2 separate regions of the Mus musculus genome follow, and region 1 is linked to region 2. A link is a loop called in an ENCODE intact Hi-C map of the cell type or tissue named here. Cell type or tissue: gastrocnemius. All regions are shown on one strand.

Evidence for each region. Peaks named below come from ENCODE experiments on the same cell type or tissue, not always from the same donor. Only the 100,000 strongest peaks of a DNase experiment are listed, where the experiment ranks them.
Region 1: a loop joins it to region 2, with 4 times the contacts of the local background. A loop is called at or near these places in 3 of 42 quality-filtered maps.

The regions. Positions count from the first base shown.
Region 1 is chr2:130,764,611-130,772,610 of GRCm38, reverse strand. It overlaps 4930402H24Rik (RIKEN cDNA 4930402H24 gene), which reads left to right. Exons shown (of 37, transcript NM_029432.2): 17 at 1,822-1,939; 18 at 4,931-5,001; 19 at 6,873-6,923. It also overlaps the pseudogene Gm19258. Among named protein-coding and RNA genes, the nearest start is that of Slc4a11, 71 kb to the right of the region's middle. In gastrocnemius, a CTCF peak has its summit at 4,928 (motif pointing right); a DNase peak (open chromatin) is centred at 4,921; H3K27ac peaks cover 951 bases.
Region 2 is chr2:130,559,753-130,567,752 of GRCm38, reverse strand. It overlaps Mrps26 (mitochondrial ribosomal protein S26), which reads right to left and starts at 3,996. Exons shown (of 4, transcript NM_207207.1): 1 at 3,763-3,996; 2 at 3,526-3,672; 3 at 3,322-3,445; 4 at 2,359-2,815. The coding sequence starts at 3,974. The coding sequence ends at 2,696. 4930473A02Rik (RIKEN cDNA 4930473A02 gene) reads left to right here and starts at 4,004. Exons shown (of 9, transcript NR_040348.1): 1 at 4,004-4,099; 2 at 6,830-7,063. In gastrocnemius, CTCF peaks have their summits at 3,921 and 4,369; DNase peaks (open chromatin) are centred at 4,031 and 6,959; H3K4me3 peaks cover 2,339 bases; H3K27ac peaks cover 1,905 bases.

The DNA.
Region 1 (8,000 bases), 200 kb before region 2:
TTGCGAATCCACTGAGCTAAGTCTGGCTTTAATCAGGAGTTTTTTGAATATATAGATTTACTTTATCTGTTGCTGCACAGCTCTTCTCATCTAGTCCGCTGTTGTCATCAGTTTATTCTCAGTGTCTGACGGTATTTCTTGTAGCAGCCTTTCACCTAGTTAGGTTTTTATTTTTTTAAAGCTACTAAGAATTTATGAAGCCGGGCGTGGTGGCGCATGCCTTTAATCCCAGCACTCGGGAGGTAGAGGCAGGCAGATTTCTGAGTTCGAGGCCAGCCTGGTGTACAAAATGAGTTCCAGGCAACACAGAGAAACCCTGTCTCGAAAAAAACAAAAATAGAAAAAAAAAAAAGAATTTAAGAATGGGATACTTTTCCCAATTTCCTTCCTGGCAGGTATGCTTGCATGCTCGTGCTGGGAATAAAGTGAGTGTGTGTGCACATGTGTGTAAACATGCATATGTGAATATATAATTTTTTTCTTATATACATAAAACTTTACTCTTTTGCCTTGAGGTTATTTGTGGTTTTTTTTTTTTTTTTGAGACAGTATCTCACTGTCAATGTAACCTTGGCTATCTTGGAATAGTTCTGCAAACCAGGTTGGCCTTGAACTCATGGAGATCCCCGTGTCTTTTTGCCTCCCAATGCTGGGGTTAAAGGTGTGTACCATGGTGCCCAGCTCACGGTCAATTTTAGGGTTGTTTTATTTTGTTTTGTTTTAGAGACAGGGTTTCTCCATGTAGCCCTGGCTGTCCTAGAACTCACTTTGTAGACCAGGCTGAACTCTTGAACTCAAGAGATCCGCCTGCCTCTGCCTCCCAAGTGCAGAGATTAAAGGCATTCAATACCACTGCCTGGCTTCAGGGTCAATTTTAAGTAATCAGAATTAATTGGCAACTATCTTAGAGAAGCTCATATCTACTGGCTGACCTAGAATCTACTAAGTAGACCAGGCTGGCCTTAAACTTACAGAGAGTTGCCTGTGCCTGACTTTTCTCTCTCAGTGCCCCTCTTCCACTTAAACCTGAGGCTTTAATCTGTGCTAAAATATCTTTATTAAGTCCCAATTCTTAAAAAGAAACACTACTAGACTCTGAACATTGTGGCACTATGACAAGTCAGTCTGATAACTCAGGTGGCTGTTGACTAACAGATAAGTAGCGTACTCACTGGGTGCTGGTCAGAGAGATGACGCATATCCTCAGCGAGGTGGGGAGAGAACAGAAAATGCCATCATTCTCTCCAGAACGGCTTCCAGTGTGAAAGCCATCTGCTTATTTCTGGAGTTGACTTTTAATATTTTTTGACCACTGTTGTCCCTGAATATCTGGAATCACAGCGAGCACAGCCATGGCTAAGGGGAGGAGGCTCTGCTGTGCACTCAGGATACCCAGGAGCCACGTGTACACCTGCGTAATGAACACTTCTCCCAGCTCACTGAGAGAGAACTGAAGCCTAAGCCAAAGGCCTGGTTAGTGAGATGCTGTGGGGTGTGACGTGTGTGTGGGTTCACAAGCCTGGAGGAAATACCTCCAAAATTTAAAAAGAAAGAAAGACAGAAAGCTGTATTATTTCTTAAGAAGATGACAGTTTGATGGAATTTATAAAAATACTGCCTTTCAACCTGTGCCTGTCTCTAATCAGGGATCCATCACCTGTTGGAAAGTCTGAGGCACCTTCCAGTTCAAAGTGTGTTTCAGCCTAGGTCCTAAGGGATTTGTCAGTATTCTTTTGCTTCATGCCTGTCTGTTTCCTGTGGACCTGTTCCTCCTGAATTGCTAGGCTGATAATGGCCTGGCCCTGCTTCTCTCTGACACAGGCTCGTATGACCGTCTATGACATTCCTGACCTGCTGGGAGGAGGAGGAGGAGGATGCTTAGGGTCTGTGGTCTTCTCAGAGTCGTTTTTGACATCTCGGATCTTGGTTAAAGAAAAAGGTGAGTGCGTGTGATGTCAAGAAAGGAAACCTTAGAAAAAAAAATTTTTTTTTTACAAAATAAACTATAAACTAAGCCAAAGATGACAGCCAGCCAACTGATTAATACATTAGACTACTTGAAATAAGCAAATGGTATATATTGTAATTGATGAATAGTACTTATAAATTAATAAGAAAAGTTTTATTCAGTAGTTACATGGTCAAAAATACAAACAGGCTGTTCATGGAAGTAGAAAATAAACAATAAGAAGGATGGATTTATGTGTGAAGATTTGCAACCTCAATAATGGTTAAGAGGGCACCATTTAACATAAAATCAATTCTCATTTACTACTTCTTATGTTGGCCAAAGAAAAGAACTACAGAGGATGATAATGTGTGGTGCTGACAGTGTCACCAGTTAGCCGGCTGTGCAGTGTCACCAGTTAGCTGGCTGTGCAGTGTCACCACCTAGCCAGCTGTGAAATATTACCAGTCACACGGTTGTGCAGTGTCACCATTTAGCCTGCTGTGTTTTTTTTTTTCTGCCTGGACAGAAATCATAATTGCACATCAAGTCTATCAAGTGCTTCAGCATCTTTTGTAAATCTCCGTGTGTGGCAGTGGCAGTGGCAGCAGCAGGTGCCGCTCCCATGTTATAACCCTCGTTACAGGCCTTGGGTTGCAGAGCTCCAGGTTCTCCCAAGTGTGAGCCACTCTCTTATAGGCCTGGTGCTCTCCAAGTGTCACTTCCCATGCAGACTTAGAGAGTTGGGATTTCTCAGCCCCTAGCAGCAGCTGTAGCACCTGCTGTCTACCCTCTTTCTAATTCTGCCATCCCTCCTGTTCACACCACAGTTGCTGTCACACTGTCCCTCTGCCTCTCCTTCACTTGTAAAGCAGCTAGCCACAATGCTGCTCTTGTGGCTTGGCCTATGATCTGTGCAGTGTTGCTGCTGCTCCTTTGCTGCCTCTGCTGTCATTGTCACTCTTAAGTCTTGATCGCTTCTTTCTTCATACTTTGTCAGCCAAGACAGCTTGAGAGAAGCCTCGTTGGACTTTAATGTTGCAGTACTGAGGGAGGCAGCAAAGGAAGGTATCCTCCGGGCATTTCAGCAAGTGTGTTGTATAACCTGAGAGGACGGCTTTGCACCAATCACAGTATGCCTTGCCTGTAAACAAAGGAGTGTTTTCACTATTCACATCATTGTCTTTTTGGTGCCAATCACAGCTGTCACTCTGCTAGGCCACCAGGGGAGCCTACCTCTGACCAAGTAAAATGGTTGCAGGGTCATCTAGAGTTTTCCAAGGTGTGTGATAGCAAAGTCTGGTACAAGCTGAATAGTTCTTGCCGAGGCTGCACCTTCGGGAGCCGGAGCAGTGAGCTGTTGTGGCTATGCACTTTTCTCGTGGAATTAGCGGGGTGTTGAGAACAATTATCATAGGAGTCATCTAGGTGGCATCGGACTTGAAGTCCTTCTGTTCAAAATACTCAGGGCAGCAAGCAGGAGTCCCAAACTACCAGTCAATCAAATAGCCCTATCCTGTACCAGCTTGGCTTGTTTACAAGAGCGTGAAACATCAGAAATTCTTGCAATAGGACCTACTTGTAGTGCTGAGTACAGGGCACGTCTATAATCCTAGCACTCTGGGTCAGAGGCTGGAGAATCACTATCACAAGCTCAAAGCCAGCTTGGTCTACAAAACAAGATCTAGAAGAGATATCCCTACACAGTCGGACACTCAAAAGAGCAAAAGGGGAAAAAAATGCCCAAACTTATTATCGTGAAATAGGATTTTAACAGATTTTCAGATTTTAACACGCGTTCAATGCTCCAATCAAAGGGCAATTTACCTCATCTGTATCAGTAAAATTATCTTGCTCTTTTTTTTTTTTTTTTTTGGTTTTTTGAGACAGGGTTTCTCTGTGTAGCCCTGGCTGTCCTGGAACTCACTTTGTAGACCAGGCTGGCCTCAAACTCAGAAATCCACCTGCCTCTGCCTCCCAAGTGCTGGGATTAAAGGCGTGCGCCACCACGCCCAGCTTCTTAGATACTTTTCTTTTGCTGTGACAAAACACTATGACCAAGGCAACTTATAGAAGAAAGAGTTTAATTGGGGTTGTGGTTTCAGAGTGCTAATGTCCATGATGAGAACTGACAGCAGGAGGCTGAGAGAACTTTGGGAATGAGGGAGGCCACAAACCCCACCCCCACCTGCATACACACACACACACACACACACACAGATACACACACATCCTCCCAAACATAGCCACACCTTCTAAACCTTCCCAAATAGCTCTCCTAATTGGGGACCAAGAATTCAAACTACGAGCCTATGGAAGCCATTCTGAAACCACAGAGCTCCTTTCTCTGACCTCCATAGGCTTTTTTTTTTTTAATGTAAAAATGCATTCAGCACAACTCTAAAAGTCCTCATAGTCTTTCAGTCTCAATACTGCTTAAAGGTTCAAAGTTTAAGTCTCTTCTGAGATTCAAAGCAATCTCTTTTTTAAAAAAATATTTATTTATTTTATTTTTATTTTATGTACATTGGTGTCTGTGTGAGGGTGTCCAATTTCCTGGAACAGGAGTTAGAGACAGTTGTGAGCTGCTGTGTGGGTGCTGGGAATTGAACCCAGTGCTCTAGAAGAGCGGCCAGTACTCTTAACCACTGAGCAATCTCTCCAGCCCCTCAAAGCAATCTCCTAGTTGTAAGCTCCTATAAAATCAAAAGAAAGTTACATACATCCAACATACACTGGCACAGAACATACACTTCAGAGGGAGGAATCCGGGGTATACTGAGGAAATACTTGACCAAAGCAAAACCAAACCCCAGCAGAGCAAACTCCAAATCCTGTGTACCGTGTCTGAGGTCAAAGGACTATGCCTTCCAGTTTTGCTGTCTGTAACACCTGGTGATAGTAGGTGTGTGCAAGTGGGCCTGCAAGGTGGGTGGGCTAAGGTGGCTAGACATAACTGACATGTCTTTGGTCTTCCTACAGATGGCACTATTACCCCAGAGACCAGCTACATCATCCTGACAGCTGCCATCCCCAGATTCTGTTCCTGGCTGGTGAGTATTATGTACTGGGTCACAGTGGACCTAACCAGAAAATCCCGGGGCAGGCCTTTAAGGAAGAACCTCCTTATGGAGTCCCTGGAGGGCTGTTAGATTGTGATCTAGCTTTTATTTAGGGAAGAGAATCCAAGTATAGTCTTAGAAAGCTTGAGAAAAGGAAGCTAAGTTATTTGTGAAGTCATGCAAGGAAGACATTAACACCCCACGTTGGAGATGAGAACACTGTAGCCTAGGCTGATGTGTGCCCAGGGACTGGTTCCAGTGCTTCATCAAGGCTCTGCCTGTCCAGGGGCTCAGAGACTTTGAGACGTTGATTCCTTCTGTGGTCAGAGTGATTGCTGCTGTTTTCCTAGGTATCTCTCTACGTGTAGAAAAACCTCGTTTTCTTTGATGAAGCTAGGTCTGAAATACAGTTTTATTTCATTGTTGGTTTGGTTTGATTGTTTTGTTTGTTTTGGTTTGGACTGGGTCTCATGTAACTCAGGCTGGCCACAAACTCTCACTGTGGAGACAGAGGTGCCTTGAATTCTTGATTCTTCTGCCGCTGCCTTCCAAATCCTAGGACTGCATTGCATTACCATTTCCAGATTAGGGTTTTGAAACAGAAAATATGTTAGCAGGAAATCTTGTGTTTAAAAGTTTAAGTACTAGCTGGGTATTGTGGTAATGGCCTTTGATCCCAGCATTGGGGAGGCAGAGGCAAATGAATCTCTATGAGTTCGAGGCCAGCCTGCTCTACAAATCGAGTTCCAGCCCAGCCAGAGCTACACAGAGAAACCCTGTCTTGAAAAACAAAACAAAATGAAACAAAAGAAAAAGTTCGAGTACTGCAGTGATGCATGGGTTTCTTGATTGAGAGCATATAAGTCCACAGAAAGAAGGGTGATGAGCAGACAGACTGGTAAAACAGCTCCGAATGCTGCCCAGGAGCGAGTGGAACTTGGTGACTTCAACACACAGCCTGGAGTCTCCCTTTTCCTGAGCTGTGCTCCAGGGCACTGCAGGTATCTTGTTAGGACAGGACAAGGTTAAAGGGAAGTCTCATTTTGTCCCAACTCAGTTTGCAGAGGGCACTGACACGTAACTCTTTTTTTTTTTATTAAAAGCTTTACATGTAATTTGCTTCCAGTAATTAAGTCTCAGTCACTGGAGATTAAACATGCACAGCACAGTTTACATGCCGTAAACAGGCAAGGTGGTACACGAAAGCCCAGCACTGGGAGGCTGAAGCAAAAGGACTCCAGGTTTGAGGCTCACCAGGATTCTCTAGCACTACATAGTGAGTTCTACAGCAGCCTGGACGGAGAGTAAGACCTGCCTTTAAAAGACAGGTCTTAGAACTTATTTTAGAATCTGTTTCTATAGTTCTGATGTAGTTATGGGAGGAACACAAAGTCATCCTCTAACATTGTTTGAGTAAGAGTGTACTCGAGCCAGGCATTGTGGCACACACATTTAATCTCAGCACTCAGTAGGCAGAGACAGGCAGATCTCTATGAGTTTGAGGCTAGTCTTGTCCACATAGTGAATCCTAGGCCAGTCAGGGCTACATAAAGCCACTGTCTCAGAGCACTCACCGGAAATATTTTACTGTATTCCCATTCACTGTAAAGTGATCTTCCCCCTACAGCAAAAGGTAAATAGAGATCAGACGCCATCCCCATGTATCTGAGGCTTATTAGCTGAGCCTAAGGTCCTTGAGAGAAAACCCATTTTGGCCTAGAGCTTGAGCCCTGATGACATCAGCACCTTTGCCAGGATGTCAGGACTGAAAGAACTAGATGTGGTTAAGTGACTACCAGGCAGAGACAGCAGGATTCTATCCTTGCACTAAATTGAAAACTGTTCATTTCTATTGAACACAGGTAGAAGATAGTGAAATAAAATTGTCTGAGAAAACCCTGCAAGCAACAAAGGTAAGCAGTACTTTTGTTTCCAGCGAGAAATTATTTTTAGCATGAGAGATGGGGCTGGAGAGACAGCTCAGCAATGAGTCATAACTGTTTGTAACTCTAGCTTCAGGAGAGTCAGTACCTTCCTCTGGCCTCCCTGAGCACCAGATACACGCATGCAAGCAAAGCACTCATACACAGCAATAGTTTTGTAAGATAGCCCAAATATAAGCAACTTGTAATGATAAAATATTTCATTTTGAGGCTGGAGAGATGGCTCAGCAGTTAAAAGCACCGACTGCTCTTCCTGAGACCCAGGCTCTGTTTCTAGCACCTACATGGTGGCTCACAATCATCTGCAACTCTACTCTTGGAATCCTATGCTCTCTTCTAGCTCCCAAAGGCACCAAGCATTCATATGTTACACAGACATACACGCACAAAAAAAATACCCATATGTGTAAAATACATGAATAAAAAAGTTCAAACTATTTTTAAAATATGTCCTCTTACTGCTAAGCAGAGGGAGATTCTGTTCTTTTTGTCTTTGACTCCTATTCGCATTTCCCACTTCCTGTTAGGTCTCTGGGGAAGAGAACTGCTTATGGGGAACAAAGGGAGAGGGATTCCACGAGGGATCAAACCTAAGGCCTCGCACATTCTAGGCAAGCACTCTCTACCAGGGAGCTACTTGTATTAAGCACAGTATGCTAAGCATAATGAAAAGCAGATTCCAAATTGGCCTGACAGAAGCTGAGATGGCAAAGCATTAGGCCAAGGAGAAAGCGACTTCTTTTTCAGAGACATCAGTGGATGAGAGCAAGAATACCACAAATAGGGTATAGAAGCCAGATGTGACAGGGAGTACTCACTTGTTCGTCTCTACAATCAGGAAGCTGAGTCAGGAGAATCACTGCAAGTTCTGAGCCAGCCTGAGCTACAGTGAGACTCTGTCACAAAACAAAAACAAAAAACAAAAAAACAAAAAACAGATCTCAGAATTCAGAATGTTGCTATTATGCCAAAGAACCAGATGATGCCAAAGCACATGGTATATATCTAAGTCTGACTTGGCGATTTTAGTATTGATAAAATGGATAA
Region 2 (8,000 bases):
GTGGCTGCTGGGAACTAAACTCGGAACCTCTGGAAGAACAGTCAGTGCTCTTAACTGCTGAGCCATCTCTCCAGCCCAACCTGTCTGCTTTATAAGTGCCGGGATTACTGGTGTGTGTCATCACTCCTGGCCACCTCTGATGTCATCTTTCCAGGCTTTTTTTTTTTTTTTTTTTTTTTTTTTTAAAGATTTATTTATTTATTATATGTAAGTACATTGTAGCTGTCTTCAGACACTCCAGAAGAGGGAATCAGATCTCGTTACAGATGGTTGTGAGCCACCATGTGGTTGCTGGGATTTGAACTCTGGACCTTCGGAAGAACAGTCGGGTGCTCTTACCCACTGAGCCATCTCACCAGCCCCTTTCCAGGCTTTTTAAAATTATTTGTTGACATGTCCACATAAGGCTACATGCATGTGAGTGCAGGTGCCTCTGCAGGCACGGGCTGCCCTGGAACTGTCACAGTATTTTTACTACTTTTAGTTGTGTTTACGTGGGTACATGCGTGTGCCTGTGGAGGCCAGAGGCACTGTACCCCCGAGGTTGTGAGCAGACTGGCATGAATGCTGAGGACCTAGTTCGGATCATCTGTGTTCAATGTATTTGTTAAAGCACACAAAGAGGAAATTGCCAGCATCATCAGGAGACTGGCCAGGCTTGGGGTCGGAAAACTGCTTTGACTTCCGATTTGGTGAGAAGAAAATAATTCCAAATTGGACTCTTGCCAGACTTGAGATCACAGGGCATGTTGGATATCCATACGCTGGAGAAACTGAGCAATGACCTTAGGCAACCACACTTAGATGAAACATTAAAATAGCCAGCACCCACTGAGTTGGCAAGTGTACTTACTCTCTGTAGCCTTCCAACCAGCTACAGCAGCCTGCCTTCCCTCAGCTGCAGTACCAGCAGCAGGGCACCTTCACGTCCAGTCTCCCTGATGAGTACTTGGGCAGTTCTGGAGTCTCAGGAGGAATCAGGTTGGTCTCACACTCCCTGTAGCTGTGGATGACCTTGAGAGTCTACTGATCCTCTCCCCTCTACCTCCAGTAAGCAGGCACTGACCCACCAGGCCTGGGGATTGAACCCAGGGCCTATGCAGGCTAGGCAATCGCTCTACCAAGTGAACGTCTGAAGCCCACTTCCTTCAGTTTTGCCGGACTAACCTAGCCCTGAAGGCCATGGCCACAGCATTCACCCCAGTACCCACTGATCATGAAGGGGCAAGGGTCCAGTGTCTCGGTTAAGTATCTTTGCTGTGACTGGGGAGATACATCCTGGCAGGAGTGGGAGTGGCAACCCATTCAGCAGAGTTCCTGGGGTTCACTGTGACAACAAAGATCCAGGAATGGACTAGGTAGCTCCTGACATGATCCTATCAGTCCACCTCAGATATTTGAATGCAGGGCCTGTGTTCCCCAGTCAGGGACAGTATCTACTACCCTAAAATGGGTGTTATGGCTGTCAGAGGGCTGCGTGTAGGACGACACCTGCACCTTAATGCCTGCTTCTTCACTGGAGTAAGAGGCTGCTATCACCCGCCAGGTTTTCATTTCTTAGGGATTCCAAAACCTTCAGCAGTATGAGAAGTAGCTACGATGGTTTTTCCTCCGAGTGAGTGCCTGGAGTTACTGTCAATGGTATTCATGTTTATGACAATGAAAGCAAAAAGGCAGGCAGCTCATTCACTAACATGTATACATTGCAGTCATGAACATCTGGGTTTGATCCCTAGTACCACATAAAAGCCATGTGCATCTAATCCCAGTGCCGGGCAAGCATACACAGATCAATTCTCTGAGGCTGGCTGGCTAGATAGTATAATTAGTGAGTGCCAGGTTCCAGTGAAAGAACCTGTCTCAAAAGCCAGAATAAAACACAGTAAAAAATAAACTAAAAAAACCAAAACAAACTTAAATCAGACCAAGGTGAGAGTCCTGAAGAATGACACCAAGGCTGCCCTCTGGCTACCACTTACACACACAGAAGGGCAGCAACTGACTGGAAGAAGCAGGTTTAGCTTGGGAGTCTACCACCTGCTGAGTAGTTCAAAATATGATAGATCAGGACAGGGCCTGGTTACAGAAGTCACTGCTGGAGAGCCATCAGGAGAAACAGGGCACCCTTTTTGCTTCCTGGATCTTGGACACACCAGACCCTAGCCAGAAAATCCCAGGATTGAGCAAAGCAGGTACCTAACTCATAGCTCAGTTAGGTGAAACTTGCTTCTGGCTAGAAACCTAAAGACTCAAATAATTAGGGACAAACGCCTTTGATTTTACAAGCAAGTTAGCATCTGGTGTAACTACTTTCCTCTTTCATTAGCACTGTAACTATAGCCAGTAAATGGGCAAGACTGGGCTCCAATACTTTATTTATAAAAGCAGGAAACATTTGGCTCACACGACTCCAAGAGACTTACAAGACAAGCTTGGCTTCTAGAGGGGACACAGTCCAGTCCGATCCTCTGTGCGATAGGAACTTCCCAGAGTTTAATGCTGCCCTGAGTTTGTCTGTGGTGCCAGAACAGGGACATCTGGGAGTTCCCAGTCAGGTGGTGAGTGCCGAGCCTGGAGTGACTGAGGTTGCTCTGGAAACGGCTGAGCCATCCTCCTGGGATGTACCAATTCCTATCCCAGTACACAGACCCTAGGCAAGCACTGTGCTTATTTGGGCCCCCAGAAGTCTCTGTGCTCAGTTCCTGACCACCTGCCCTTCTTTGGTGACGGCCCAGTTGTAACTCTTCGGAGAGTCCAACGCTTCTTCTATCCGTGCCTCCAGGTTCTCCCGAGTGATGAAGTTTTTTGCCTCCTCCTACAGGAAGAGAAAGGTTGGCTTTGTGGGATCTCTCCCAGAGCTGGCTGCCTGCACTGTCTCTAGTCCACGGGTGTCAAAAGAACCCAGGGTCTCTTTGAGTGTCCCACCAATCGTCCAGCACAACTGTACTAGGTGACCTCGACCATCATATTGCTCTTCCTTGGACAATCACCCATCAGATCTCTCGGCCACAACCCAAGAACAAATCGTGACAACCTGATTAGAGGTGGGTGGACTCTCTCAAGTGCATGAATCCCTCTTACGTGTTAAAAAGCGCTCCATTCTCACTTACGGTTTCCCTGACTTCAAGTTTCACAAGGCAATACTAGCCTGTAACCTTTTACTGACCATTGCCTGCGAGGCATACCCTCTGCGCTGATGGAGAAGCCTCCTGAAGACTCTGGTCACTTGACGCCCAGTGCTGTCATCCCCCCCCCCCCCCCCCAGCCTCCCTTGCTGGGGTCTCCAATGTCCACATTCCCCATGACCTCCTGCATGCCCACCTGCAGCTTGAGCACTTCTTGCTCTTTCAGTTGCACCCAAGCCTGCTCCTCCTGAGCCCTCTGGGCCTGGGCCTCAGCCTTCTGCACCTCCTGGGCCTGTGCTTCCAGCTGCAACCTCGCTATCCTGCGAGGGGCAAGACGCCGAGGGTGAGCGGGGCCACAGATGAGCCTAGCCCAGCCCACCCAGTCCCGGGCCTCTCGCACCGTAGCTCCTGCATTCGCCGGTTCTCGTCCCGGTTCCAGGCCATCAGCTCCCGGTGCTCCGTGATGGCCTGCTGCGCCTTGCGCTCGGCCAGAACCCCGGCTCGGGCCTCGTGCAATTTCCTTCGCACCTCCAACGTGAACTCTAGCCTGGGGAGGACGGGCTTCGAGTCAGCACCCACCCTCGGCCCCGGCCCTTCCCGAAGGGCGTCTGCCCTCCACACGCACAAGCACACGCACCTGAGAGCGCGCACGGTCTCCCGGTACTGTCGGTAGCGCTCGGTCAACACGAAGAATTCCGCAGGGTCCACGGCGGGAGGCGTCTGCACCCGTCCGACCTTGGATTTGGCAGGCGGGTCATGGCGGGTCTTGCGGCCGCGCACGGGCAGGAGCAGCGGGGTCGGGGGCCGAGTCTCCGGCCGCGCCGCCAGGCGGTTCAGAGCGCGCAACATGACAGCCAGCGCCTGCGCCTGCGCCCGGCCCGGAAGTGGCCGCGGAGCACCACGGGAGCCTCCTGTCCTCGTCCCTGTTGGGCGGAGCTCTTGCTGTCTGGTCCAATGCACGTCCGGACTCTCGGGTAGAGTGGGAGGGGTCGAGGGGCACCTTGGAGACCCACAGCTTGCTGGGCTGCGTCGCCCGCTAAAGACAGCTACACCGCAGGACGCTCTGCCCACTTGTTCACAAGTTTGGACACCGTCCCAAGTGTGTGGCTCTGGGGCTCTCTGGCCCGCCGATGGCCTGTCTACCCTCCCAGACCTGATGCAAGAAATTTGGAGTTCCTGGCTACTTTAAACTTTAGATTTGCAAACCATTTCCTTGCACTGCACTGCCCTGCTGTGGTCTTGGGGGAGCTCTGCAGTTGCCAGAGTTCTCAGTATCAGTGACAACTTGTTCTCAACTGGGCGACCTGTGAGGTGACCCTTGTCCTCTTCCACCTGACCCGGGGTCTTCCCACCTCGAGACTACTCTTATTTATGAAGTACAATTTCCTCTCCAACTGAAGAGAAACAGCAGTGCAGCAGGGCAGAGAGCATCTGTCTCAGAAGTAGCTCGTTCCCCTCTGCCTCTCCAGCAAGGAGAGTTGTTGGAAATCAGAAGCTGACCCGAGTACTGGGGAACTGAACTTTCACCCCACTCATTAGTATTGTCTAGACCAGATTCTGCAGAGAACACCAGGCCATGGTCCTGCACTTCCAGGACACTTGGGAGTGTCTGAGGAGCCAGGACTGGGTGCAATAACAGACATTTTCTCAGAAGAGAACAGAGGCTGCTTAAACCCTGCTCTCAACTTCCAGGCTTGGTGGAGGCCCAGTCTGCACTTTCTTTCTCTCAGTCAGGCTTTGGAGATGAGATGCCAGAGTGTACTCTGGAGTCCTGGGGGCAAGCTGGTGACAGGTTTTCCTCCAGGGTTCCGGCCATAAGACCATTGCTGGGCCCTGGAGGATCCAGGATGGATGGTCTGTGGAAACCAGGGCATTACTGCTGCCCTACCCTGGAGTACCACAGGGTTGCTCCGAATGTCAGGGAACCTGACACTCCCACCCTGTTTTTGTTTTTGTTTTGTTTTTTGGCAGGGTCTCACTAGATAGCTCTGTCTAGCCTGGAACTTACAGTGTAGATCAGGCTCACAGAGATCCACCTGCCACTGCCTCCTAAATTCTGGCATTAAAGGCATATGCCACCATACCTGTCCTAACCCTTTCTTCTTCAGGGTCACCCTAGACAACCGGCAACTCATCTCAGATAACTTAAGTGTCTAGGCCAAGAGAATATTCTAGGGTATGGGCCATTTCCCTAGAGGCTCCCTAACCTTGCTGGCTCTGAAGTCCTCTCGCTAGTCAGGTGCACCCATCCTTTTAGAAGGTTTCATAAATGTAAGAGATTTAGATCTAAGGTAGATGAAAGTGTGGAGTCACTCTGAGTAGATAATGCTACAGAACTAGAAGGCAGGTTTTCTGCCCTCTTTCTTTGGCCTGATGGGGATGTGGACTGGTATGCAGTGGTGATGAAAGTAACTGTTTCCATTCACTGACCCTCCCTGCTAAAGTGGCAAGATAGAATTGTTGAGGGCAGAAGCCAGGAAAGGAGGCTTTTCTGGGCACTTCATGGGTAGAGGCACAGAGCTGGAGGGACGGAAGCCTCCTCATTTACCAAGGGGTAAACTATGAATGAGGTGATTCCAGGTGACTGTAGGACCCTATTCAGATGGTTCCTGGATTTAACGATCAGGCCATTCTATTTCCTCTGGTGTCAAATCCAGTGATATCTTTAAAACAAAAACCCTCAAACAGGGTCTTTCTTATTTGCTGGCCTTATATTTCTAACAAAGCCAAGGCTGGCCTTGAACTTGTAGCAATACCCCTGCATCTACCTCCAGGGTGCTAAGATAGTGTGTGCCACCATACCAAGGTACAGTGATATCTTGAAACAGGGAGGTACAAGTTGCTACTCAAACCCCTTCCCACAATGTTCTATGAACAAATATGAAGTTGCTGTTGGCTTTTAAGGTCACTGGACAAATGCTCCCCCATCTTAGATCTTCCTAGGAATCGGAGGTTGAAACACAAAGCAGAATGGGGCTGGAGAGATGGCTCAGCAGTGAAATCCTGGATTTGGTTTCCAGCATCCACATCAGGTAGCTCAGAATGGCCTGCAACTTCAATTCCTAGGGGTCTAACGCTCTCTTCTGGCTTCTGGGGACACTCACATGCATGTGTACATACGGCACATAAGTAAAAAAAAAACAAAAAACTTTTAAAACCAGATTTAAAAAATAAAATTTCAATGATTTATTTTTCTATGTTCATTGGTGTTTTGCCTGCATGTATGTCTGTGTGAGGGTGTCAGATCCCCTGGAACTGGAGTTACAGACAGACGTTGAGCTACCAGTGGGTGCTAAGAGTCAAACCCAGATCCTCTAGAAGAACAGTCAGAGCTTTTAACCACTGAGCCATCTCTCCAGACAAATAAATCTTTTTCAAAAATTTAAAATGGACCCGCTCATAGGGCAAAGGCATTTTCTGTCAAGCCTGGGGACATGGAGTTAAGCCCTGGAAGCCACATGCTGGAAGGGGAGAACTCCTGCCATTTGTTCTCTGGCCTACACATGTGACATACATGTGCCCGCGTACATGTGTGCACACGCACACACTAAAAAACAAAAATGTAAAATGGCTACCAAATGTTCAAAGCGGTACACAGGCCTTGCCATGAGCTTCTTAACTTCACTAACAGGTTACCATAGAGACATACTGGGAACAAACCCACAAGGAACTTTTTTGGAAATCTCTTTTCTTTTCTCTAACAGGCTGGTCTCAAACTTCTGAGCCTCTTTGTTCCATATCAAGACAGCTGGAATGGCAGCGGTTACCACTATGGCCAGCTCATTCAGTGCTGCAGACTGAACGCAGGGCTCTCTACACACCAAGCAGGCGTTCGGCCAACTGCTATGGCTCCAACCCCATGTTCTGGACTCTAACTAACTTCTTAAGGGCTAAGAAACACCTAAGAGCTAGTTTTGTCCCCTGACCTGGACACTGCGGTGAGTTTACAGAACTTACAATCACCCTGTTTTCTGTAGAAGCTGCCTCAACCATCTTGACATGTTTCAAATGTGTGTTCACTTTCCTCTTCAATGTCCAAGTGCACCAAGCTTGATGGAACGCTGACACAAGTCTAACTGGATCTGTTTTGAATTTGCAAATTGACTCTGCATCTAAATAGATATTTGTTGTGAAAACTTTATTGTGTTGTGTGTGTGTGTGTGTGTGTGTGTGTGTGTGTGTGTGCACATGTGCCATGGGAGGTCCAGGGACAACTTGCTGGAGTGCATTCTTTCCTGGGAATTGGCCTCAGGTTGTCAGGCTTGGTAGCAAGCCCAGATAGTGGTCCACGCTGTCTTCACGTCCCTACTTCTTGGGCTGCATGCTCAAGTTCCTGCCCTTGCAGCCTTGCACCCTTCCTAACCTCAAAAGGAAACTAAGATGGAGATTCCCTGGCTTGCCCAGCTCAGGACTCTGGCCTGAGAACAGGGAGCCCGGCAGCGTGTACAGGGGTCTAAGCGAGTTCAGACTTACTCACATGCAAAACAGTATGGCAAGCTTCACACTAATAGACTCGGCACCAGGACTGGGCCAATATGGACAGAGATGGGCTTAGGTGGGCTGATGCCCACCCAGGGTTGACCTCTCTTGCAAGCACCGCAGCAGAGGTGATTCTCTTTGGGGGCTGTCAGTAGGGGATAATTTTAAGTTTTCTTCATGCTGTGCTCATCCGCAGTCATTTGTAGATCTGGGCACTACTAGCATGGGCTGCTGGAAACACATCGTTGCAGCCCAAGTCTGAGCCAGTGGCTCTGCTCTCACCACCAGCTGTAAACCTCTGGGAGTGGGGTGGGGTAAGAAGAACATTTATAGGGTTAACCAATCTGTACTTGGGCTGAAAACCATATTAAGGTAGGGCCACGCTTGGCATAATGG